Linked DNA regions of Homo sapiens: region 1 is linked to region 2. A link is an interaction called in ENCODE POLR2A ChIA-PET data of the cell type or tissue named here. Cell type or tissue: B cell. All regions are shown on one strand. Each heading gives the region's core, and the rest is flanking DNA. Links, peaks and the distances in the headings are about the cores only.

Evidence for each region. Peaks named below come from ENCODE experiments on the same cell type or tissue, not always from the same donor. Only the 100,000 strongest peaks of a DNase experiment are listed, where the experiment ranks them.
Region 1: POLR2A ChIA-PET joins it to region 2 with 8 read pairs; 6 of 35 experiments call an interaction of 5 or more read pairs at or near these places.

Annotation. Positions count from the first base shown.
Region 1 is chr14:61,455,807-61,472,512 of GRCh38, reverse strand. It overlaps PRKCH (protein kinase C eta), which reads right to left. Exons shown (of 14, transcript NM_006255.5): 8 at 15,194-15,337; 9 at 14,834-15,007. Among named protein-coding and RNA genes, the nearest start is that of PRKCH-AS2, 81 kb to the left of the region's middle. RefSeq lists enhancers at 5,513-6,429, 14,412-14,581, 14,443-14,612, 14,906-15,075 and a silencer at 10,868-11,162. In B cell, for the core only: no CTCF peak of the experiment used is centred there; no DNase peak of the experiment used is centred there.
Region 2 is chr14:61,669,628-61,680,935 of GRCh38, reverse strand. No RefSeq gene overlaps it. Among named protein-coding and RNA genes, the nearest start is that of HIF1A, 20 kb to the left of the region's middle. RefSeq lists enhancers at 1,582-2,082, 9,460-9,539. In B cell, for the core only: no CTCF peak of the experiment used is centred there; DNase peaks (open chromatin) are centred at 9,655 and 10,155; H3K4me3 peaks cover 1,450 bases; H3K27ac peaks cover 2,462 bases.

The DNA.
Region 1 (16,706 bases), core at 6,252-8,751, 210 kb after region 2:
AAAGCCCAATCATATTGCTATCAGCACGTTTTCCCATGCTGGTTGGGAAACATTTTGCAAAACTCTGATTATCTGTTTGTACAATCCAACCACATGTACCACACACAGGATGGGAATCTGACTCACAAAGTTCAGGTTTGGGAGGATGCTTTTCATAAAATGCCACTGACTCAATGCCTTGCTGGTAAAGTGAAAGTGTAATTATTAAATGCTAAAACAAGACAAGCTGCAGTATTTGTACTGCTTGCTTTTTAAAAATAACCCATTTTAGATATATGCTCAGTCAGCTAATCTTTTGCTCCCTGGATGCCCCCAGGCTCTGATAATAATGCCTTATCGAGCAGCAGGCTTCACTGTTGAGAGCTGCCAGCAGCATGCCAGCCCTCACTCACATTAAACAGACGCTGCACGCTTCCGCTGTCTCCCCCGAGCTCAGGGGCTCCATCCCTAACAATGCCACTGTCAGTGCAGGCACCAACAGCTGTAATGAGCCCCCAACAGGAACTTTGCCTTTCTACAAACTCAGAAAAAAAATAACGCTTATATTTTCATAAAGAAGGTCTGACACATTTGGCTTTGGCTTCTATAAAAAGAAAAGTGATCGTCTAACCCATTTGACTTTTCATACCAAAGACAATCACCTGACAGTCATGTAAGGGAGCCAGGGGAGATTCTTCCCCCCTGGGAACCAATGTCTGGCGATATGTTTGGTTGTTATAACTGGAGAGGTGCTGCTGGTATTTTGGGATGCTGCTAAACATCCACAATGAACAGGACAGCCCCCACCCCCAACAAAGTAGGCAAATGGCACTGCATTATGCAAATCAGTGATTTTTTTTTTAATTGTAAAGGATGAAAGCTTACCAGCCACTAGATTATTAAAACAACCTGACCTGTTGGTGAGGGTCAAGAAGGTGACGGCAAAGTTCTGAGCAATGTGGAAGGGTACTTTTTTTTTTTAAGTCACTTACAACTGGTGATAAAGATCATTTTTTTTAGCCCGGTAAAGCAGACAGCTCTGAGTGGCGATGATGGCTAACTGGGCATGGTGTTTTAATTGCGATTGGCCAGAGATGTGTCCTGAAGCCCAAATAAGAGGCACAAATCAAGTGAATGAGCAGATCCTGTATCTATGAGCTTCCAGAAGAGAAAACAGAAACCAGTCTTACCACTGAATGTCCCCAAAACTGAACTCATGCCATTCCATTCTCTCCAGGCTTCAAACCGGCCAGAACCCTGGCCACTCCTCTTTAAAAAGTCCTATCAGGTGTACCTCCTTAGTGTTTCCTTGACCCCACTCCCATGATTGCTGCCTTGGGGCAGGCAGGTCCATGGGCCACTGGCCCTCACCAGATCTGCTGCTATTAGCCTCCTTCTATAGACAGCAGACAGAGAGGAGCTATGACATATTTGTTCCCTATTTTTCTTGATTGTGTCCAACTCATCTTGAACTGCCTTTCACCACTGGTAGATATGATTGTAGAAGGTCTGGGCTGGCTGCAGGGATAGGTTAGTTTCCACTTCGCATGCCCTCAGAGAAAACCGTGGAGTCTGTGGCTCGGTGGTCCCTGGGGAGTGAGGAGCCAGAAGAACAAGGAAGCTGACTGACAAACACATCCCAGGATTCACTGCACAGCGACGGAAAAACGTGTATGGAGAGGAGGGAAGAATTTGGCTAGCAGGGATCTCCTCTTTTGTTTTGGTTGGGAGTTATATATTACATCATTTTAATGTTTAGAACGTCATATACCACAAGAATGGAATTAAGAGATTCTGGGAAGAGTTCCAGGACTCCCATTTGTAACACCTAAGCCATAAGTCATTCAAGACCAGAAGTGGGCAGGAGTGAGCTAAAAAATACAGGCTCTTTTGCTATAACTAAGAATTGGAAGCCTCCCACAGAAAGGAAACAGGAACTCCCTGGGTGGCCCCAAAGAAAAGACAGGGCATGCCAAAGCCCTCCAGCAAAAAAGGGGAGGGTCTGCTGGCGAGCCTGAGCCAAACTATTAGCTTACGGGGAAGGAAGGAAAAAGAACCTTGTAAAGAAAGAGTCAGTCGCTCTTGATAGCACATGGGTTAATACAGGGATGGAGACGGGAGGTAGACAGGGCGTCCTCACAGCCTGATGCAGGGGCTGCCAGTGAACAGACTAGTCTTGCCAGCGGGATGAGAAAGATCGTGCAAGTGGCAACGGGAGCAAATGCAGCCTACTGGGGCTGCTACTCTTGCCATTCTGCCTCTTGCTTTAAACCTCCCAACCCCTATAATAGTGACCCAGAACCCACCACTAACCAGAGACAGTACCAAGGACCAAGGACTCGAGCTACGCCTCCCCCCAGTAATCTCACTGCATCCTACAAAAAATATAACGGAGCACTTGATATGCAAATGCAGCTTCAGACAAGCCCCCCAGACTCTTCAAGCAGATGACGGCTCTGAGCCTGTCTGAAAGGAAAATCCAGGAATTGCCACAGGGAGCAGCTGCCATGGAGGGTCACCAGCTGAGACTATAAGATGAACAATCTGTTCATGAGCTTCAGGCTTATAAGCTTCCCAAAGAATGTCAGTTTCATGAGGGCAGGGACTCTTTTCTGTTTTGCTCACTGCTGCGTCCTCAAGGCTTGAAGGCGAGCCCTATGCCTTGCAAGCACTCAGTGCATATCTGCTGAATGAATGAACACCTTCCCCCCTAACCTGCCAGTGCACAACTCTCTACACGACGAGTCTGCTAACTTTATGTTGACATGGCTGTTTCTGCTCATGAGATGCTGTGGATAATTCCGGACCTAGAAGAGATGGATGCAGCTGGGTTCTCAGCAGAGATTAAGTAATTAAGGAAAACCCAAGTTATTTAAAAACTAGAACATATTACAGGGTATGATTTTGATCCAAAGCAGTCAGGTTTTTAGACTGTATGATTTTGTCTTCAGGGTGGGGTGGCAGCCCCTTGGCAGCCGCTTCAGGTCCTACCTGGCAGTCCCAGCTCATCACAGCAGGACTCAACCCAGCTTCCTAGGGAACCATCTGCAGCCCACACCCGAGGGGCTGCTTAAAGCAATCAGTTGGCTTTAGTCTCACAGCCAATCAGGTTGTACTTCTGAGCACAGACTGGCACATACTTAAGAGTTTCCCCTAGAACCCAATGTTCATTTTCAACTACCTTTCCTTTTGTAGCATAAGGACTATATTTACTACATGCTATCTACTGTACACTTTTCTTCCATGTGTATTGGTCTTCTCTTCCTAATTAGAATGAGTTTTTAAAAAACTGTTTCTAGCCAGGCACGGTGGCTCATGCCTGTAATCCTAATACTTTGGGAGGCCAAGGCAGTAGGATTGCTTGAGGTCAGGAGTTCAAGACCAGTGTGGGCAACATAGCAAGACCTCCAACTCTGCAAAAAATGAAAACAAATAAAAGAACTGTTTCTTTTGCCTAGCATTCAGTCAGTGGGATCCTGGATTGACTGATTTTTCACTAAACCACCTGGCAGAACACCCATCTCATTTTCACCTTTTGAGCAGTCCTGGCACTTGGTGTTTCAATACAGGGCCCTACTGAAGCCAGAGTATCTATAACTTGGCAGGCTTTAAGGGTTCCAAGTTGGGTCCAGGAAAACCATAACCAAGCAATCATCACCCCAAAAGCTTTCAGTCATCATGAGACACAGGGGCAAAGTGTGACCTGGGTTGTGTTCTGGTTACATCAAAGATTTAAATTATACTATCTTAGCAGACATGGAGGTGGCGGTCTACTCAGTCTCTAGGTTGTCAGTGATAATGATGGCTACCAAAAACAAGACCAGTTACAACAGAACAACCTCAAACTGAAAAAAACAGGCCAACTATTTCAAATCCTTTTGTCACACCAAATATCTTGGCAGTCGCGTCCAAAGAGACAGAGCCAAAGACACAGCTTGAACTTCAGGTTCTCTTATTCCTATTCATTTTTGTGGCCCTATTTAGCTACAGAAGGTCAGAAAGCCTGGTAGCCGGAGAGGACAGAAGCAAAGGTCCCAAATAATCCCCCAAAAATCCAGATCCTGGAGAAGGCCTATGCACATTTTGTCTTCAGAGAATCTTCAGCAGAGAAGGAGGCGGGTCCAACATATGTTGGCCCCAAAGTCAGATCCTGTCTTACTATGGAAATAAATCCACAATTAATAACCTAAAAAAAAGATGGAACACTATGAATAAGGTAGGAACATGCAGAGACAGGAAACACCATGTTCTGGCTCATTTTCTATTTTGATCTGAGCCAAAGGCAAACTGCAACAAATGACCCGCAGCAAACCAGATTGTATTTGTAGCAGCCACTGCTCAGGGAAAGGGGGAAACCTGGTTCCAAACAGATCAGAGGAAATATCCTTAGGTATTTCCCAAAAGGCCAAAAACCACCTATTGTGGAAAACTGCCTCTATTCCCGTCTAATGACAGTATTCTCAGTTGTACATATTAGAGACTCAAAACTTCTATTTGTGATATAATGGAAATGGCTTGTATATTATTTGGCAGGACAGTCAGGTCAGGAATCCATGCACTGACTCTGGCTTACTGTGTGATCTGGGGCAAGTTGTTTAATTTCTCTGGATCTCAGTTTCTAGGCCTTTAAAATGAGGATGATACTCTTCCCTGGATGCTTTGGGTATTAAATGAGATATTTTGTTCAATGGATATTTACGGAATGCCAATGTGCAGTTTAGTTTCATAGACATTGGTAATGAATATGAGCACCTAGGACATATGCTAGGGTCTCATGAACTGCCCTTTCCTTCTTCGCTCATCCCCTCCTGCAAAGTGGGCACCATTCAGTCCCCAGGAATCAACCAACTACCCCAAGGCATGAACAGAGGCTTCTTCAGAATTCCCATGCCTGTAAAGGGGAAAGTCTCCCAGCCTTTCGGCTATACTTCCCCTTCTCCTTGTCTAACCCTCTGTCACAGGGCCTCTTCCCCTTGCGCTGGGTGTCACAGCAACACAGAGCACAAGCAGTAATGCCACTGTAGGGTCTGAGCATGCCTTCTCCTCCCCACATCCAGCGGCTGGCAGGGGCTCAGCCAAATGCTCAGTGAGGCCTCAGGAAGGGAAAGGGGAGCTGGAGGCGCTGGGAAGCATCAGAGCTGGACAGGGCAGGCTGCAGCCCCGCTACGACCCCACATGTTGAAGCCAGCTGGAGGGGCACTCCCTAAAGGTACGTTGGCCAACAGGTCCAGAAGTAAGGAACACACATTTAGGTGGAGAGGCTTATCTCAAAATAAAAGGCAGGGGAACTTCTTAAAGACAAGTGGGCCAGCTAAGCCAGAATTAGAACTCAGAGCTCTTGTGCTGAAGGTCACAGTGCAGTTCCCTGCCTGGGAAAATTCTGAAAGATGAATTCCAGGGCCACATGACTACCTTGCTGCCTGGCTGCTCTCTGCCTCTCCCACTTCTTCGCTAATATTTAATACAACAACAATGGAGAAAGTAATACAAAGGAAAGAATGTTCCTTTGCACTCAAGCTGCAGGTACACTGAGCACACGTGAGATCATTTTGTGCCAGCATGTATGCAGCGATGGCATTTATTTCACAAGATTCCAAGATATTCTGACCTTCAAAAACCAGGATTTCAACTTTGTTGGCCATTTGAGAAGTGGTTTCTTACGGAAAGCTATGGTCCTGCCAGGAACTCCATCCTTGCAGGCTGACATCGTAAAGACGCCCCAGCAGGCAGAGGAGCGGGAGGAGGCAAAAGCGACCGGCATCGGAGCGTCCTGTGGCCCACCTGAAAGCGGTGGATCCTAAACTCAAACTTAAGGCATTCCCAAAACAATGAGGAGTACTTCGCTCAGCCCTCTCACCCAGTCCCAGGGCCTGCTAGTGAGAGGCTGTTTCGGGCACTGGCCACAAGTGTCTTCTGTTTTCCAAATGGAAACCTTTGCTTCCATAAACTGGGTCTCCGAACAAAGCCTCAGACCAATATTTACTTTGCTGCTCCCCCTTCCTGTGATAGCCCCCCTCCATCCCTCACCCCCTAGTCTTTGTTCCTCTCTCTCCAGGAGGAGAACCGAAGGGGAGGCCCCTGCGAGCCGGGGATGGGGGATGGGAGGCCTGGATTCCAGCACATCCATGCCAGGGACTCAGCTGCTGACACAACCCTCACTGATTCAGATAAAAGGAGTGTGATGTGAATTTCGCCATAAATGAGTCAGGGAGACAGCATGTACTAGGCCGTATCCCAGGTTCTGAGAGACCAGGGGTCTGGTCCCTGACTTAATAATGGCTTATTCCTCCTACCCCCATTGTTGAAGAAATGTAATCCTATTACCAAATTTGGTAAATAGGAAAAAAATCCTTCATAATTCCACTACCTTAATCCAGTCCCTGATAGCTTACTGGCATAATTTCCTGGCAGTCTTTTTTGAGGCTGGGGAGGGGAACGGGTCTGCCAATTCACTATCTTGGGCAGAACCTGACTTGGATACAGACTGTTCATCATCATAACCTCTGTATTATTTCCTGGATTCTAACCTCCTATTTTTACCATTTTCTGTGATAGATTTTAGGCAAATGACTTAACTGCTCAGTGTCTCACTTTTCCATTTGACATAATGAGGATAATAATTGCACCTATCTTATAAGGCTGTTATAGGAATCACGTGCAATAAACAATACATGTTAGGTGCTTACGACGGTACCTGACAATTTAACTACGTAACATAAAATTATCTCTTGACTGGCTGAAAATTCTCATCAAATAGTATATTATTGAAGTGTACCCCCATTGCTAAATGCTGAAGTTGTTTCTAATATTTTCCTACTATAAATAATGCACGACATCAAAGCAATCTTGACCAAAAAGAACAAAGCTGGAGGCATTATACTACCTGATTTCAAAATCTACTACAAAGCTACAGTAATCAAAACATTATGGTACTGGCATAAAAACAGATATATAGACCAATGGGACAGAATACAGAGCTCAGAAATAAATCCACACCTTTACAATCAATTAATTATCAACAAAGATCCCAAGGACACACAACAAAGAAAGGACTGTCCCTTCAATAAATGGTGTTGAAAAAACTGGATATCTACATGCAGAAGAATAAAAACAGACCCTCATCTCACGTCACATAAAAAAATCACTGAAAAATGGACTAAAGACTTAAATGTAAGACCTAAAACTGTAAAATTACCAAATGATGACTTAGGGGAAGAAATCTGTGACACAGGCATAGGCAATGGCTTTTTAAAATATGACCGTAAAAGCACAGGCAACAAAAGCAAAAATAGACAAATGGAACTATATCAAACTAAAAAGCTTCTGCAAAGTTTCTGCAATCAACAGAGTGAAGAGACAACCTGTGGAATGGGAGAAAATATTTGTAAAACACATATCTGGATAAGGAGTTAATATCCAAATACAGAGGAAACTCAAACAACTTAATAGTAAGAAACAACCCAATTTTAAAATGGTTAATGGACCTGAATAGACATTTCTCAAAAGAAGACATACAAATGGCCAACAGGTGGTGGGAATGTAAATTAGTTCAACCATTGTGGAAAACCATGTGGCGACTCCTCAAGGATCTAGAACCAGAAATACCATTTGACCCAGCAATCCCATTACTGGGTATATACCCAAAGGATTAATAAATCATTCTACTATAAAGACACATGCACATGTATGTTTATTGCAGCACTATTTACAATACCAAAGACTTGGAACCAACACAAATGCCCATCAATGACAGACTGGATAAAGAAAATGTAGCACATATACACCATGGAATACTATGCAGCCATAAAAAAGAATGAGCTCATGTCCTTTGCAGGGACATGGATGAAGCTGGAAACCATCATTCTCAGCAAACTAACACAGGAACAGAAAATCAAACACCACATGTTCTCACTCATAAGTTGAACAATGAGAACACAGGGAGGGGAACATCACATGCCAGAGCCTGTTGGGTGGGAGGGCAAGGGCAAGGAGAGCATTAGGACAAATACCTAATGCATTCGGGGCTTAAAACCTGGATGACCAGTTGATAGGTGCAGCAGACCACCATGGCACATGTACACCTATGTAACAAACCTGCAAGTTCAGCACATGTATCCCAGAACTTAAAGTAAAAATAAATGAAAAGTAAAAAAAAAAACAAAACAAAACCACACACACAAATGGCCAACAGGTATAGAAAAAATGCTCAATATCACTAATCATTGGGGATATGCAGATTAAAACCACAATGAGATATTATGTCATACCTGTCAGAACAGCTATTATTGAAAAGATGAAAAATAACAGGTGTTGAAGAGGATGTGGAGAAAAGGGAACCCTTGTACACTGTTGGTGGGAATGTAAATTAGTATACTCATTTGGAAAACGGTATGGAGGCTCCTCAAAAAATTAAAATAGAACTACCATATGCTCCAGCAATTCCAATACTGGATATACATCCAAAGAAAATGAAATCAGCATGTCGAAAAGATGCCTGCACTCTCATGTTCACTGCAGCATTACTCACAATAGCCAAGATATGGAATCAACCTAAGTGTTCACCAGTGGATGAATGGACAAAGAAACAACGGAATATATACACAATAGAATACTGTTCAGCTTTTAAAAAGAAAGACATCCTGTCATTTGCAACATGGATCAACCTGGAGGACATTGTATTATTTGAAATAAGCCAGTCACAGAAAGACAAATGCAGCTTAATCTCACTGATATGTGTAATCAAATAAAGCCAAACTCATAGAAACAGAATAGAATAGTGGTTACCAGAGGCTGGAGGATTAGAGAGATGTTGACCAAAAAAATATATATAAACAAAGCACTGAAAATTAAACATCTTTATGAATAACATTTTATTCTTTATATTATTTTTGTAGTCCAGATTATCAGAAAAACAGATCCAGGAGTATACATTTTGTGAGTTTTAGTACAGGTTATCAAATTAGTCACAAACTATTAGGATTTGCAGTGCTATCAGAAACAGATAAGGATGCCCATTTATATACTTGTAAGCAGTGTATATGATTATAAAAAAAAAGGGGAAATAATCTATGGGTTCATAAACCTTTGTAGCAATCTTGATAAATTATCAAATATTTGAAATTTGCTTACTATTTCCTTTTTGCCAAGAACAAAAGGACCTATAAAATACTTACCTTCTCAATGTTTGCTGTCCCCTCCATGTGGGTGTCTGGGCTGGCCATTGGGAAGCCCTGGGACATTTTTCCTTTGGTGTGAGGATGGAGGGGGTCATCACCACAGTTGAACTGACTCACTTTTGAACAGCACTTCGCACTGTACAAAATATTCTGCATTCTCTCATTTGACCCTCACAGCGATCCTGTTTTCATTTTAATGATAAGAACTTTAAGGGTCAAAGGAATTTTAGGACAGACTCAAGCCATTTAGATGGTGGAAAACAAAGCTAAAACACAGTTCAGGTTTTCTGTTCCCAAGGGCAATGCCATTTCCATATTGTCAGGTTGGAGGGGAGCCAAGACAGATAGGAGGTGCTTAAGCCGAGGCTGAATCAACCAACTAAATGCGGAATAAGACAACATATGGAGTCAGAGTCAGCCTGACCTAAACTTGAACTTTGTCTCTGCCACTTACAATCTAAGGGATCCTCGGCTAGTTACTGCCCTGCTCTGGGCTTCAGAGAGACTGATTCCACAGGGCTGCATGAGGAGAGTGCTGTTTTTACAAAGGCCCTCACAATGAAATGCTTTGCAGGTAGAGTGGCTCCAACACCCCCTCTCACTCCTAAATTCTCCAGGGGAGACTGTCACAGTTCAGCATTACACACTGATTAGCATCTTACTTGAGAAGCCAGGGCCTGCAACACTGGGCAGCTAAAAAGTAAGCATCTTTCTGCTGTAACTTCTCATAGCAAGTAACACTTTCTGTTCTTTATAGTTAGTTTTCCAACAGTAAATGGGGATAGTTTTACAACAGTAAATAAGGACTTCCAACAGACGAATGCACAGCGAGCAAATGCTATGTGTACTGTGGAGTCCGATACCTTGCAAACCTCAAAGAAGGCAACAACGACAGCAAAACTAAAATTGTATACCTCTATCTCAGCATTAGAAAATCTCCTTTGCTGCTTTTTTTTCTTTTCTTTTTTGAGAAAAAGTCGTGCTCTGTCACCCAGGTTGGAGTGCAATGGCACGATCTTGGCTCACTGCAACCTCTGCCTCCCGGGTTCCAGCGATCCTCCTGTCTCAGCCTCTGGAGTAGGTGGAATTGCAGGCATGCACCACCACACCAAGCTACTTTTTGTATTTTTAGTAGACGGGGTTTCACCACGTTGGCCAGGCTGGTCTCAAACACTTAGGCTCAAGTGATTGCCCCACCTCGGCCTCCCAAAGTGCTGCCTGCGCCCAGCCTCACTTGCTTCTTTGAAGTGGGTTCCCACTACTTCTTTATCATTTAGCCTAAAGCAGGGGTACATTCCCTTTATCCTTTGCTTTGGAGACATCTACTACAACACACACATCTTAAACCGCAATGGCAGTTCCATGCCTTTGGTTTCTCTGGTGGAGAAATAAAAGTAACTTTGCGGTAATGACTGCCACCTTGTGGTCAAACATAAAACTTCCACTAGGAAAAATAGACTTCAATGCTAGTAAAGGCTTCACCCACTAAACACTGGGAATCTCATGTGGCCGCTAAAATTTTGGTATACTGTAGAATTTATACATTTTCCTGGAACATTTTGATTGCATATGCTATATTGATTGGGTTCCCAATCTGTTCCAGGTTACTTCCTCATTTTACTCTACCATAACATGATCTGTTGATGAGATCTTTGCTTATAATCACCAGAATTTCCTTTTACAGATCAAATTCCCCTGTTAGGTATGAGATACTTCTTTCTTTGCTTCAGCAGTAGTAACTTGGAACCATTGCTGCTGCAAGACCAGGTAAGCTCACTAAATATCAGTTGACTGCTTGACTCAAAGGTTACCACCTGGTGAAGATGATCTAACCTCATGTCATAGGAAACCATGTGATGTTTGGCTCAGGCCCTAGGAAGAAGATCTGAGAGGTCACCTGGCTCTGCGGCTTGACTCATGGTGTTCATGGTGGTGTTCAGGAGGCTGGCGCTTGAAACCCCGGCGGGCAACCAGTATCAGCTACCAGCTATCCCTCTCAAGCCTCAAGCTGTAACTCCACTCCTCTATTCCAAGAAAAGAGCCCAACAAGGGGGTGAGGGCAGGGGAGGGGCTTTACGTTGGCAAAGTGCCCAGCCAAGGAAGTCGTTTCAAGGCTACTCCAGGGAGCAGTGTGGGGCAGGGAGAACTGGAGCTCCAGGGGAACCAAGGACCAATCCAGCAGAGGGAAAGCAGAGGATGGGGGCAGGAGCAGCATGGGCTCCAGGGCCATCAAGAGCCACTGAGGACCAATGAGGAGCAGAGGGGAAGGGAGAGGCGCGCAGGGGAGCCGAGGCCCACGAAGCCATTAGCTGCCTCCCCATTTTTTTTTCTCTTGATAACGCTGGGGTGGCGTGGGAGTCCAAGCCATGTATCTCCTTCAGTGCGTCCTGTCACCAAGCTCCCAGACTTCTCTGCTCCACCCATTCTCCAGGCTGCATGTGGCCCTCCCAACACAGATTTGAATACTAGTGACCCTGAAATGTATGAAAACGCCCAGCTTCACTCACAGTTAGAGGAATGCAAGTTGGAACTTCAAATATACCATTTTTCTAACTCTGAGATGATCCAAATGACAGAGAGCATGCCATGATGGGAAGGCGGGGAAATGCACCTTCTCACTCAAGCTTTGGGAGTGTGAATTTAGAGACGCAGCCCAGCAAATAGGAAGAGCCTGCCTGGACTCTGCCGTCAGACCACCTGGCTTCAAACGCTCTCTGCCACTTAGGAACTAAGCTTCTTTGTACCTAACTTTTCTCCTCTGTGAAATGGGGTGATAATAACAGAACTTATTTCAGAGGGTTACTATAAGGATTAAATAACAGACATAAAGCACTTAGAACAATGTGTGGTACATGGACAATAAAACGTTCACTATCTTTAACCACAATGGGGGAGGGGGCAATTGAACTCAATCAAAATGTGAAATGCATATACCCTTTGACCAAGCAATACTACTACTAATAATGTGTCATACAGAAACACCAGCATAAGCACACAAAGACAAAAGTACAAGGGGACTCACTGCAACAATGACTGAAATAAAAGACTAGGAACACAATACATAGCAACAGAGGAGGAAAAGTTAAATTAATTATGTCATGTTCTAAAATGGAGTACTATGCAGCCATTAAAAATGAGGCAGCTTGGTATATAGAAATACAAAACAATTTCCAATATATACTATTAATATTATGTCTTAAAAAAATAAAGTGGCCAGGTACAGTGGCTCACGCCTGTAATCCCAGAACTTTGAGTGACTGAGGTGGGTGGATTGCTTTAGCCCAGGAGTTTGAGACCAGCCTGGGAAACATGGCAAAACCCCATCTCTACAAAAAAATAACAAAAATTAGCCAGGTGTGGTGGCATGTGCCTGTAAGTCCCAGTTTCTCAGGGGGCTGAGGTGGGAGGATAGCTTTAGCCTGGGAGCTTGAGGCTGCAGTGAGCCATAACCGTCACTGCACTCCAGCCTGGTGACAAAGTGAGACCCTGTCTCAAAAAATAGATTAATTAAATTTTAAAAATACAGAATCATGGGCAAAGTATACTATTATTTGTGTTTTTAAAAGATAAACATGTATGCATATATGTGCTGTATATATATGCTTTTATGTACAGAAAATTCTCTCAAAGGCTATAAATAAAACGAGCAATACTTGTTTCTTTCGGAGAAAGGATATGAATATTTGGAGGATACTTATATTACCTATCGCAAGAAATTAGATTTTCATAATTAAAACATACAACCTGATACGTCATTCCTCTGCTTCCACTTCTTCCATGACTTTCCATTGCTCTCAGGACTAAACCCAAACCCCTTAACACAGCCTACAAGGCTCTTCATGGCCTGGCCCTGGCCCACCTCGGCTGCCTCAGTTCTCAAGGCCCCTGTTCAACCTCGATATGCTGTGTGTGCTGAGCCTCCTTCACACCTGATGCTCTGTCTCACCAGCAGACCCATAGTGTGCTGTTGACCCTGTATGACATATTCACCTTCATTCTCTGCCTAACTAATTCTAATTCACTCGTTTGGTCCCAGCATGGCTTTACCTTCCCTAGAGGTGTATTGCCAGCCTCCCTGACCAGTCAGATGCCCCTATCCCGCTCTCGTGGAATCCCCTACTTCCTTGATGGTGGCACAGGCCAGGAACATGCCCAGAATTCACTCTCCCAGAATGCCTTTTGACAGCAAGATTCTGACACATCTGTGGCAGACCCTCCCTCTTGGTGCCTTCTCCAGGGCCATTTTCCCTCTTCATTGATACCAAAAGCCCAATTTTGAGCCTGATTCTAAATAAAAGCAGAATGCCCTGCTCCAGGGGCTGAATCAAGGTTGGTGTGAACCAATCATGGTCTGCCAGCTTATCTTGGCCTGATATTTGCTCTTCCAGCCTCCCTTGCTAAGGGCATGATATGGTTTGGCTGTGTGTCCCCACCCAGATCTCATGTTGAATTGGAATCTCTAATGTTGGGGAAGGGCCTGGTGGGAGGTGATTGGATCATGAGGCAGATTTCCCCCCTTGATCTTCTCATGATAGTGAGCTCTCATGAGATCTGGCTGTTTGAAAGTGTGTAGCTTTTCCCCCTTCACTCTCTCTCTCTCCTGCTGTCACGTGAAACCCTGCTTGCTTCTCCTTCACCCTTCCGCTATGACTGTAAGTTTCTTGAGGCCTCCCCAGCCATGCCTCCTGTACGGCCTGTGGAACTGTGAGTCAATTAAACATTTTTTCTTCATAAATTACCCCGTCTCAGGTAGTTCTTTGTAGCAATGTGAGAACAGACATACAGGGCAGTTGACCCAAGTCTAGGAAAGATCTTCCCTCCCTGAGAAAAGGGGACTGGCCATGAAGCCCTTCAGCCCCTGCCCTTATGCTTTCTGCTTTGGATGCTATCATGCCAAGGTGTGGCATCTAGGGCTGCAGCAAATACCTTGGGACCCCAAGGGAAAGACATGTCCAATGTCACTGAGCAACAAATCCAACCGTAGCACTGTTACCACCAGACTTCTCATTATGTGAAACAACAAGTAAAAAGTTTGTACTAATGAACCAAACTCATCCTTTCTATTTATTGTTTAATCCACCGCTGGTCAAGTGTTCCATTAACTGCAGCCAGAAGCATTCCTAAACGCACGCCATTACAGGGCAGACAGATTCAATTCTTAAGACCAGTCCATGGTTTCAGGCAAAGGGTCGTTGCTAAGGCCAGAAGCAATGCCCTGGGATGTTCCAAATCAAGGTACCTCTCTGGGTCCTCTCAGACCCCTCTTCTAAACTCCTGTGCCCAGGTCAGAACCAGCCCAGCATTTAGGAGCAGAGTCACAGCCAAATTCATCAAGACAATGAGCCCATGGCATTTTCTCTGTTCTTAGACTGCTGTAACTTTCATTCACCTTCACTTCACCTACAGAAGATTTATGTATGATGACCTTTTCAATCCTGGGACACACAACCCTCACGGTGCTCCTTCCCCAGGACAGCACAAGGGGAAGGGGTGAATTCATAAGCTTCCATTTTTCCTCCAGAGGTTGGCAGAAGTCACCAATACCTCCATATGACCCTGCCTTGGGAGCCCATCCCCCAAAATTTCTGATACTCAACTTTATGAAATCTCCAGTATCTTACTGTCTCAGCTCTGTAAGAAAAGAGGCTGTTGGTGCAGTGAATGTGATTCATACTTACGGGGGTCTGAAAGCAGCAGAACAACTGAGTGAGGAAGGGGTGATTGCGGGCCAGAGACAGGATCCTTTTCTCGGTCATGGTGCATTCCACATCATCATCCTGCAGAATCACGTCCTTCTTCAGCACCTTCACAGCATAGAGGTCTCCTGTTTCTTTTACTCTTGCAAGCATCACCTATGGCAAAGCAAAAGGAGGGAGCATGAGGGAGTCCTCTTGGGGGTCTTAGGGTGTGTGCACACAACAGGAAGAAAGAATGGCACATGAGAAATGTGAGTATGTGCGCATGCGTGCACACACACACACACCCCCCATACACAGAGCACACTTACTTCAACCCAAACAGTTAAAGCCAAGACTCACCTTCCCAAAACTCCCCTTCCCCAACACTCGGATGAACTCAAAGTTGTCGATACCAAGTCGGTTGGAAGAATTAACCCCAATCCCATTTCCTTCTTTGCTGCTCTCCTTTCCCTGTCGTCTTAGGGTCGATCTGGAAACGAGTTTCTGAAAGAGTAAGAACACATTAAGTCAGAAATTGCAGCAGAAGCATGGAGCACCCATGCACGAAGAAGACCTTATTGGCTGGGAGCAGTCTCACCCCCAGTATAACGTGGGGGAAAGATCAACTCAGTTTGACAGATGATCGGTTCTGCCACTCGAAACTCCCTCAGTATCAGCTTCTGAATCTGTGCTTACTGCTTTGTGTAAAAGGTCAATTAAAAATACGTCTAAGCCATGGAGTTACAGTTAGCGCTCAAGTGGAAGTGCATGGAAACACCAATGCCTTGTGTGGTCCCTTGGGTGCCTTCTGCGGTGGCTTTCCACGGGAAGGTCCCATTCCACGAGCGCCACCTAGTGTCCACTTTTTACAGAGAGCAGTTCTCATGTCTACTCAGAGATTCAAGCATCATTCAGCACCAGGACACGAATGAAGCAACGTTTTTTAATCAATATTTTAAATTATATAGGAGAAATAAAAGTCCAATGTGAATATTAGAACAATGATCAAAAGCATGAAGAATAAAAATCTAAATACCTAAAATCTCACCAGCCCTCTGCCAAAGATATCTATATCCATGTATAAATAACACACACGCACACGTTTTTATACTTGGTTAATTTTTAAAAACATAATCAAATTATGGTTTCATAACATACATTTGTATTCAAAAATTTGTCCTGGGTATTTTTCATGCCTTTAAATTTCTTTCAAGAATATGAGTTCTAACGGCTATTCAATATCCATTTCATGGATATCTCACAAGGTATTAATTCCCCTGCCATTAGAAGGATGAGGCATCTCCCCTTTTTCACCACAGTGAATAACACTGGAGTGAATACACTTCATGCAAATCTTCAAAACAGAGTAATTAAGGGTCTAGCTCTCAAGCAAGCTGCCTGGATTCAATAACAGCTCTGCAAGCTAACCTAAGACCCTGAGCAAGTTACCTACCCAGCCTCTCCCTACCTCAGTTTCCTCTTCTGACAAAGAGAAGGTTAAAGCATCTGCCACATGAGTCATTAGGAGGCCTAAATGAACAAATGCATGTAAAGCACTTAGATTGGTGCCTGGCACATTCAATAAACTTAAGCTGTATTGTCATTATCATTATTCAGTTTCTTAAGATAACTTCCTGCAAATGGAATTCCTTGGGCCAAAGTGCTAATTTTGAAGACTTCTGATACACAGCCAACTTACCGTCTACAATAAGACTGACCAATCTACACTCTCACCAGCATGATGAGAGTTCTAGTTTCAACACAATGAATGGAAGGTAAGTGTGCCTGCCTCAGTTGGCTTTCCAGTTCCATCCTACTGAGTACCTGAGGATGTTGCTACCTAAAGGCAAGGTGACTTTTGCAGCTGGCCCAC
Region 2 (11,308 bases), core at 8,202-10,701:
GTCAGTATTTTGGTAAAATATATGCTCTATTATGGCAGTAATTTGTCTGTCTTATTAAATGCTATATCTGCAGTACCTTCTGTGCATAACACAGCAAAGGAGCTCAATAAATATCATTTTGTTGCTGCCCTAAAAAGAGTTCCAGGAGCACTGGTGTGTAGAAGCTCTGGAAATAAGGAATGGTGTGAATAAATAAATAGCTTACTTGGAAGCTCAGTGAAACCCATGTTGGATAATTGCTGTGTTAACTAATCCCAGAAAAGGGAGAATTAGTATCCTTGAGGACAGTCTTTTAGGATGTGGTGAAGTGATTGCTATTTATGGATCAGGATCTTGAGTTCTTGACCTGTTCCACCATCCACAATTCTGATAACACTTCCTTCTTTATGCTTCACTTTTTTCATCCTAAAATAAGGGATTTGAGCATATGATCTCCAATTCTCTTCTAGCTCTAACATTTTATGACAAAGCTCCTTTAAAATAATTTATTTTACACAGTCCTTAGAAAATTAAGACTGAGAGGCCAGGCATGGTAGCTCAAGCCTGTAATCCCAGCACTTTGGGAGGCCGAGGCGGGTGGATCACGAGATCAGGAGATCAAGACCATCCTGACTAACACGGTGAAACCCCATCTCTACTAAAAATACAAAAAAATTAGCCAGGCGTGGTGGCGGGCACCTGTAGTCCCAGCTACTCAGGACGCTGAGGCAGGAGAGTCGCGTGAACCCAGAAGGCGGAGCTTGCAGTGAGCCAAGATCATGCCACTGCACTCCAGCCTGGGCGACAGAGTGAGACTCTGTCTCAAAAAAAAAAAAGAAAATTAAGACTGAGAAACGTAGAGTGAGTATTATAACTAAATAGGTGGACAATTAGAGTCAAAGACCAAATTTTTGTTAAGTATTACAAAGATAAGAATTCTTCACATTTGAATTGAACATTTAATATTTTCAAAGTGCATTTGCATCCATCTCCTTATTTGATTTTCAAAGCCACCATGCAAAACTATTTAATACATTGCACTAAGAAATAGGTTTATGGCAGGAGTTTACAAAGAAAATTAGTGATAAGACTAGGATTCAAATCTCCAGAATCCTGTTTTAGTTTTTTTCCTTTTAAATATATATTAAGTTGCCTAGTAAAATATTTTACAAATATTTATTTTGAAAATATAATAGGGCATTTCTGGGTTGGCCAAAACTAAGATTCCAATACAGCTATGGGGACAGAAATAGGCACCTTCCTTTCCATGTACATCTATTCCATTTGATTTGATTTATAAGGTTGCTGATAAGCCTTTTGGGAAAATAACTGGGATAGCATCAATAATTGGATCTCAAGCATACACAGGAACTTTTAGATAATGAAGAATCTAATGAGAGCAAAATAGAACAAAAAAAACCAGCTGAATCTCACAGACAATTTGCCCTATAGGGAAAAAGCCTGGTGTGAATTGGATTTAGCAACAAAAGCTAAGGGATTGAAGAGCAGTTCTGGGTTTTTTGTTGGTTTTAAACACATTAGGTTCTAAGAAATGTTGCTGTGGGACCCTTTAACATAGTTTAACACAGAAGGGAGAAAACTGTTTCCTTTCTCACCTAGCAACTCACTGCTGCTGTGCTATTACAACTTAGCAAGGATTGAGAGCACTGGTAGCTGGAGGGGCTAGCAAGGATCTGTACCTGGTGTAAAACATGAACATAGCAGAGGCCAGCAGCTGCGTGTAAGCAGAGCTCCAGCCGGCATTTAGCTGCACCAGAGCCCAAGCATGGCAGAGGCCAGCCACAGTTAGGAGAGTGAATGACCTGGACTACTTAATTAATGCATGCAAGACATTCCTCTGGGATTCTCAAAAATCTTTAGGGAATTGGAATTCCTGCCTAAACAGGTGGTGACTTCTACTAGCAAAATGTCATACAGGATTACAAGACAATGAGTACTGTTTTCTGGATTTTGGCTCCTCTTAAACCATGCTGTTCTAGGTTGCTTTGTGGTTAGAAGTTTATCTTAAACTGTCTGAATAATTCCTTTTTTTTTTTTGAGACAGGGTCTCACTCAGTCACCCAGGCTAGAGTGTGGTAGCGCAATCTTGGCTCACAGCAACCTCAGCCTTTTGGAATCAAGTGATCCTCTCACCTCAGCCTCCTGAGTAGCCTCAGGCCCACTCCACCACACCTGGCTAATTTTTGTTTTTGTTTTTTTTGGAGAGACGAATTTTCACCATATTGCCCAGGCTGGTCTCCAGCTCTTCAGCTCAGGTGAACACCCACCTTGGCCTCCCAAAGTGCTGGGATTACAGGCGTGAGCCACCATGCCCGGCCTGCCTGAATAATTTCTAAGCTTATTCTTAGTGAGTGATCTTGATTTCAACTAACTCCTGAATACCATGCAATTATTTTCTCATTATATTGTTTTAAAATATTTCCAGTGAAGGCTGCTAACATGCAAATTAAACTTTGTCTGAAGTTGAAATGATACTTCACTAAGTTTCTGAAAAATCCAACCAATAAATATAAGCTATTTTTTGTGTTTGCGGATTTCCTTTGCTAAATTTGTGTCTCATTCACTTTCTAAAAAAATGAATTATATCAAAAAAGTTTACAAATTTTGTTGACAGGTTTCTTCAGAAAAACATCTGACTTTTCTACATCGAGACCTTATATACTGTTTCTTAACAACACTTAATTTTCTGAAAAGGCAGAAAATGTGACTTACTATGTGACTATATTTTACTGATGGTTTTAATTATTACAGTGAGAGAGTGATAAAGAACTGGGCTAACATTTTTGCAACCAGTTGATCTAGATGAACAATGCAGTTTAATGCAAGAACATTAAGACATACTTCTTTCAGGTGAGCTATAAACCTTTGTGTCTTCCAGCCACGGAATTTGCTCCATCAGAAGCACTGGACACCTGATTCTCCAATGGCACTTGTGTTGTATTAAACAAAAACTTTATAGTAGCAAAAATCGATGTTCTAGTATAGTCAGTTTCTAAAGAACTTACAAACATCCCTTCTTGCAATACACAATCATCATTGAGACAACAAACAATTGCCATTAGGAGGGTTTTATTGTAACTTTCATCAATTTGAATAGAAATTTTTTCTTGTTTTGAATGTGCCAATTAACTGCTTTTAAATGTTAACTAACAACTCATACATATGTCTTTGAATTGAATTCTTGCTCAATGGCAGTTCTTTCAAAATACTGGATTTTGCTTCATCACTATTGAAATTGCAGTCTAGGCAAATGTATGAGCATGACCAGGTTTTGTAAGGATTTCTGCAACTTTTTAAGACCCAATCATTTCATCCTCATTTGTTCATGTGTTCTTAACTAAGGAAGTAGCAGTGTTACATTGCTCAAAATTCTGTTTGAAATTTTTGAAATACTCTGTAAGTTTACCTTCTTTATTAAGAACTATTACAATATAAGACACATAGACTGTCTTGAGTTTAATGGGCTTTCAATAAAATCATAGTCAGATATTCAGAAAGATATTCTCAATATTTCTTTTCAGCAGTTGACAAAATTAATGATGGGTTGAATGACTTTTGTAGAATTAAATAATAATGTATAAACTATTTTTACTTAATTCTCAAAGTCCAAGTCATACACAATAGCACTGAGGGTCAAACATAGACAGTACCCACAAGGTAGCCAATGGTGGCCAATAGACACAGAGTACACCTCTCACCACACAACCTCAAGACAGAGCAATCCATCAAAAGAAAGTCTGCCAATCACAGCCATCTATTCACCATAGTTTTGTAGCATTGATCTTTTTATACCTTTTGTGTATTTTCCATAAAGTCAATGTCAATATTGCTCATGTAATGCCTAAGAAAACCCAATAAGAGAAATGATATAAGGAATAAGATATTGTCAGGTAGGATCGAGCTTTGGAGAACCACAAACTATTATGATATTTAAGAGTTTTTTTCCACCCAAGAATCTATTTTTGCTCTTTTGTGGGCAATATTGCCACCATTCAAAATGCACGTATTAGAGGTACTTGTCATGGGGAAAAAATGTCATTTGAAGTTCATGTCAAGTCCCGAAAGGACAATCACATTAGACATCTGGGGGGTTCTGGTACAAAGCCATGCCTTCTGCTGCAAAGAACTACAAACCAGTTAAAAAGCAGCTCTGTAGGCTACTGGGCTGTGGTAGGGTTAGAGCATATGACCATGAGACATCAAGTAGCCACATACCTAGAGCTGCCCATTGTGAGCTGAACTCTTTCAGACTTTACCTAGGGACCCACTTTATAACAAAGGGGTGCAGCTGTGGCACAGGGCCATGGGGTCTGCTGGTTCTATCATATACTATATCCCCAGAAGCCATCCAGCCTGATAGGATGGTGGAACAGACTCTTACAAATGTATCTGAGCCTCCGTCTTGGAGACGATACCCTGTGAGTTTGGTTGGTACCATATCCCAGAATGTGAGATAACCCATTATATGGTACTTCTGTATCCCTAATAGAATACAAGGGTTTGGGAACCAAGGAATGGTATAGGAATGTCCCTTTATATCATCACTTCCAGGAAGTGATTTGAGAAATTGTACTTTTGAGAAATCTGTACTTTCTATCCTTGCTTTGGGTTTTGTGGATCTGGAGGCGCTATTACCAAAGCACATAATAAAAGTATTGCATTTCATGAGAACACATGGACACAGGGAGGGGCACAAGACATGCTGGGGCTTGTTGGGGTGAGGGGTAGTGGCAGGGTGAGGTAGAGCATCAGGATAAATAGCTAATGCATGCAGGGCTTAATACCTAGGTGATGGGTTGATAGGTGCATCAAACCACCATGGCATATGTTTACCTATGTAACAAACTTGCACATGTATCCCGGAACTTAATAAAATTTAAAAAAAAAGTATTGCATTTTGAGCTCCAGCTGTTACCTGGTCACTTTGGGCTCTATTTTACAAGAGACTAGCAAGCAAGAAAAGGAATCACTATCCTGGCAAAAAGTAATTGTTCCTGATCGTCAGAAGAATGTAGGGCTACTACTCCACAGTAGGGGCAGTAAAGAATGTGTTTGGCACTCAGGCAATCCATGGAGCCTCTCTTGGTTTTCCCATGCCCTTTTGTTACAAGTAAATGGATACCATCAACAGCCACCACCGGAGAAGGGTAATGGTAACTAGAGGCTCAGATTCTTCAGGAATGAAGGCTGGGGTTACCCCACCAGGCAAGCTGCCTAGACCAACAGAGGTGTTGAATGAGGGTGGACAGTGCAGGAGGATAATGAGTATCAGTTATGACCCTAAGATATTTTGTGGCAGCTTCAGAGGCTGGACACCATCACACTAACCTTTTTAAGTTGTCCAGAAAACATGGGGGTTTCCCAAACAAACTCCTGGATAAGCTACTCTTAGATGGGGCAAACTTGTAAGAAACAAGTGGAATTGTGAGGTGTGGTGGCAGGCTTTGGTGAATTCTGTGGTGCTCCACAGAATCTCTTCAGGGTTGGCTCATCTAACCCCAGCTGCTGGGAATATTAACTGATAGCTTGCAGCTGTGTCTCTCTCTGCCCTTTGCCGTAGAAAACGACCATGCCAAACTCTATCTCCACTGCGATGGGGTGACCTGCAAACAAAGCCTAGCTCATGTGCAGGTACAAACACATAGCCAGATTACCTCAATCTGAGACAACTCAGAAGGGCCATCTCCATTCCAGAGCTGCCTGCCGGATTGGCTAAAGTCTCAGTTGCAAATGCACCGGGGACTGGCTTCTCCCTCTGCCCAATATTGTCTTCCTTTCCTCTTTGCAAATATATCTCCTTAGAGATCTCTCCAATAAATCTTTGGCATGCAACTTTGGGTTTCAAGTATGTTTCCAGGAAAGCCAATTGCAGAAACTACACTAGAAAATAATTAAAAAATTCCCCAACAAACCAACCGTAGTAACCTGGTTACCACCAGCTGCAACCAGGTGGTTAAAGTGGCAAACTTTTATGTTTATTACAGCAGTATTTACAATAGCAAAGACTTGGAACCAACAGAAATGCCCATCAATGATAGACTGGATAAAGAAAATGTGACCTATATACTCCATGGAATACTGTGCAGCCATAAAAAAGAATGAGTTCATGTCCTTTGCAGGGACATGGATGAAGCTGGAAACCATTATCCTCAGCAAACTAACACAAGAACAGAAAACCAAACACGCATGTTCTTACTCGTAAGTGGGAATTGAACAATGAGAACACATGAACACAGGGAGGGGAACATCACAGACTGGGGCCCGTCGGAAGACGGGGGGAAAGGAACGGGAGAGCATTAGGACAAATACCTAATATATGTGGGGCTTAAAACCTAGATGACGGGTTGATAAGTGCAGCAAACCACCATGGCACGTGTATACCTATGTAACAAACCTACAAGTTCTGCACATATATCCCAGAACTTAAAGTAAAATAAAAATTTAAAAATGGCAAACTTTGCATATGACATTATTATTGTTAACTTCAGGTAAAATAAATTTTTGTTGTTGTTGTTATTGTTTTATTTGAGATGGAGTCTCACAATGTCACCCAGGCAGGAGTGCAGCGGTGTGATCTCTGCTCACTGCAACTTCCACCTTCTGGGTTCAAGCAATTCTCTTGCCTCAGCCTCCTGAGTAGTTGAGATTACAGAAGCGCAACACCACGCCCGGCTAATTTTTTTTTTTGTCTTTTTAGTAGAGATGGGGTTTCACTGTGTTGGCCAGGCTGGTCTTGAACTCCTGACCTGGTGATCCGCCTGCCTCAGCCTCCCAAAGTGTTGGGATTACAGGCATGAGCCCCCGCACCTGGCCAATAAATGTTTACTGATTCAATCATGTCTTAATAAGTCTCTTTTGTTTTTAAAAAATGTGGTTTGCCTGAACAAGCACAACAAATATTTATAGTACAGTAGCAGAGATTTGCAGAAAAGTGTAAGTATTTATCACTAAGTAGAAAGTTGATGGAATTTTAGGGGAAAATAGGGTGAGGAGGTGGAGGTGAAAGGGCAGAAATTATCTGTTCTTTCTTCTGTTTATTTCATTTATTTTGTTTTAAAAATAAAAGCTTTGGTCGCTTATGGCTGAAAGTATTCGTTGTGTAAGTCCTGTTAAAAAAAAAGAGAGAGAGGATCTCCCTAGACTTATAGTAGTCTTAAAACAATGTTGTCATTAAACACTTTTGCTAATTTTTAGATTTAAGGCTTATAGGTTCATTATTCCTTCTCATAGAATGAGCTTTTCAACTTTCTACCTCACAATTATTCGTACAATATAATTTATAGAAGAGACTGACCTAAACCCAATCTGACTTAAATTATATTCTGTGGTATTTTGGAGGGAGATTACTGAAAGTCACATCGATGGATTCTTAGCCCAGGGAAACTGTATGGCGTCCTAAGTGGAAGCTGTGTTAATTCAGGAAATTCTTTGAATACTTCTTAAGAAAACATCCTCAAAAACACTGCTCTGAGACAAGAGCCTCCAGCACAACGCAAAGGTGCCCTAAAGGCCCCATCACACAGTAATCACAAGAATTGATAAGTGCTTTGGTTTGCAGATGAGAATTTTTAGGCATAGGAAGGTGTGACATAATAAAAATATATATATATTCGGTCTCTGCTTTTGTTCCTGGCACAGAGGTCCTGAAACCCTTGTAATTTCATGAGCCATTGGGGTGCTACATGCATCTTTTGTTCTAATATTTGGTCATTGACCCCGGTTCCTGACACAGAACTTCTAATCTCTTGGAATTCCTGGGTCATAGGAGCATCTTTTGCTCTAACAAGGTGGCACTCGGCAGGCTCCTGGGTGGGGACTGGCCACCAGAAAGACCAAGCCATGATTTGAAACTTGGAACTTTCAGCCCCACCTTCCATCTTTTTGGAAGGAAACAGGGGCTGGAGATTGAGTTAATAATTAATCACGCTTATGTGATGAAGCCTCCGTAAAAACTACGGGCCAGGTGCAGTGGCTTGTGCCTGCAATCCCAGCACTGTGGGAGGCTAAGGTGGGCAGATCCCTTAAGCCCGGGAGTTTGAGACCAGGTCTAGCTAAAAATACGAAAATTAGCTAGGCCTGGTGGTGCACGCCTGTAGTCCTTGCTACCTGGGAGGCTGAGGTGGAAGGATCACTTGGTCCAGGAGGTTGAGGCTACAGTGAGCCAAGATCACACCACTGCACTCCAGCCTGGGTGACAGAGTAAGACCCTATCTCAAAAAAAAAAAAAAAAAAAAAAGAAAAACTGAACTATGGAGTTTGGAGAGCTTCAGGGTTGGTGAACACATCCACATGATGATAGGGTGGCACACCCAAAGTCCACAGGGACAGATGCTCCTGTGCTTGAGACCCTTCTGAACCTTGCCCTACATGTCTTGTCATCTGGCTGTCCATTTGTGTGTGTGCGTGTGTGTGTGTGTGTGTGTGTATTTTTTTTTTTCTTTTTTTTTTCTTTTGAGACAGAGTCTTACTCTGTCGCCCAGGCTGGAGTGCAGTGGCATGATCTCAGCTCACTGCAACCTCCGCCTCCCGGGTTCAAGCGATTCTTGTGCCCCAGCCTCCTGAGTAGCTGGTGTGGGATATGATGAGGTTTCTCTTCAAATAGTCTGATCAATCTTTTATTCTTTAATTCATAGTACCCTCCCCCCCCCCCACTTTTTTTCTCCTTTTTTCCTTTGTTAGATGCCCAGGCACGCCACAGTACCAGGCGTTACCAGTACCAGCTCACATTCCTTTCCTTATTTGGAAAGAGGACTAACTTTCTAGCTCATTACAGACACCCCTTCCCCTTCCTCTCCACTTTCTTTTACGTGCCCACCTTATCTAAAAAAATCAAATGTTTAGCCAACCGGAATTAGTTTAGATTGTACAACCCGACCCCGGCCAATGGGGAAAGGGTACAGGGGCAGGACTGACTTGCGTCAGGAATAAAGGCTCTCGTGCCCCTTTGTTCAGGTGTGCTCTCATGGCAACTGGCCGAGGAGGCACCCCTCTGCGCAGAAGTAAAATTGTTTGGCTAGGAATTCTTTGTTCGAGTGTTCAATTTCCTTAGGATTTGAGCGATATTTCTAACACTGGGGTTACAGGCGTGCACCACCATGCCCGGCTAATTTTTGTATTTTTAGTAGAGACGGAGTTTCGCCATGATGGCCAGGCTGGTCTCATGATGGTCACTCCTGGCCTCAAGTGATCTGCCAGCCTCAGCCTCCCAAAGTGCTGGGATTACAGGCCTGGCAACTGCACCCGGCCTCCATTTGTATATTTCAAAACATCCTTTGAAATAATAGGCAGTAGTAAGTAAACTGTTTTCCTGGGTTCTGTTAGCCACTACTGCCAATTATTGAACCTGAGGAGGAAGTCAAAGGAACCTCCAATTTTTAGCCAAGTTGGACAGAAGCTGTGGGCAATCTGGAGACCTCTACTTGTGATTGGCATCTGAAGTGGGGGGCAGTCTTATGAGACTGAGCCCTTAACCTATGGGATCTGACACTATTTCCAGGTAAGTAGTGTCAGAATTGAGTTAAATTGAGTTAAATTCTCTGACACCAGCTGGTGTCAGAGAATTGGCTGGTGTGGGGAAAACCCCACACATTTTGGTCACAGAAGTGTTCTGTAAAAGTGTGAGTATAGAGACGAAAAACTGTTTTCATTTTCCCTTACATGTGGTGTCAGAAATAGAGTTTTGAGAGTACAGTAGAAGAAAACAGTTTTTTTCCTATTGTATAAAAGGATGTCTGTTTCTGGCAAAACGTTGTGAACTCTGTCAGCCGGAAGTTTCTATCAACTAGCACTTCCTCTCACACTTCTTTAAGCAGATTGTACTGTAATTATAATTGATATTTGTAAAAACAATCCACAGGCAATGAAAACATTAAAGAAAGATTAAATTATGCTGCATATAGTCTAGTGTAGTATTAATTACATTTTACCCTACAGTTCTCCAATCCCATGAAAATCGGTAAACTTGCACGGTATATATGGAAATTTTATTACCCGGGTGGTTCCGTCCTCTTTTCTTGCTGTTTGGGTTGTCCCCTTCCCGTTCCTATCAGCAACTGTCCTTTCCAACATTTCATATAGAAACTGGAGGCAGTTGGACAAGAACTCACTTGACTTCCTGCATTCCTCTTGACAAATGTACCTGCATCTGCTCCCATCCTTATCTCTTTCGCTCTAGGAAGAGATGTCTCTCCTGCTGCCAGCAGCTTATCTCTGCTCTCTGCTCTTGTCTCCCTATCTTCAAGGACCCAGAACTATCATTGATCTCCTCTCTCACCTGTATTATCAAAACTCCACCCTGATTCTTTCCCCTTTAGCGTACAAACAGGCTCAGATGGCTCCCATCTTAAAGAGAGGCTTTCGATTGCACTGTCCCCTCTAGGTATCATTTTTTTTTTTTCTTTTTTGGAGACAGTCTCATCCTGTCCTCTAGGCTGGAGTGCAGTGGTGTGATCATGGCTCACTGCAGCCTCGAATTCCTGGGCTAAAGAGATCCTCTCACCTCAGCCTCCTGAATAGCTGGGGCTGGGATTACAGGTATGAGCTACCTCACCCAGTCTCTCTCACTTAATACTGCCTTCCCTTCACAACTAAATCTCAAAAGAACAGCCTACACTCATTGTCTCTACTTTTTCACTTCCCAATCACTGCTTAGTCCCATTATCTTCTATTCCCATCACTCCAGGAAACTGCCTTTATCTAGGTTTTATTTTTTCTTTCCCCCACTTTTTTTTTTTTTTTTTTTTGAGATGGAGTCTTGCTCTGTCACCCAGGCTGGAGTGCAGTGGCATGATCTCAGCTCACTGCAACCTCCACCTCCCAGGTTCAAGTGATCCTCCTGCCTCAGCCTCCCGAACAGCTGGGACTACAGGTGTGTGCCACCACGCCTGGCTACTTTTCTGTGTTTTTAGTAGAGATGGGGTTTCGCCATGTTGGTCAGACTTGTCTTGAACTCCTGACCTTAAGTGATCTGCCTGCCTTGGCCTCCCAAAGTGCTGGGAATACAGGTGTGAGCCACCACGCCTGTCCTAACTAGGTTTTAAATTGCTTAATTCACAACATGCTTTAGAGTTCTTATTTCACTTTTCTGATCTGCAAAATTTGACAATTTCTTCCTCCTTGAAACACCTCCCTTGATTTCTAGGATACCCATCCTTGGCTAGTTTTCTATATGCCTCTTGAATCGCTTCTTCTTCATTTTCTGCCTAGGCTTTTGCTACTCAGTATTTCATCATCAGCCTCTTCTCAACTTTTCCCTCTCAACATTTTATTATAAAAAATTCAAGTTAGAGAACAGTTGGAAGACTTGTGT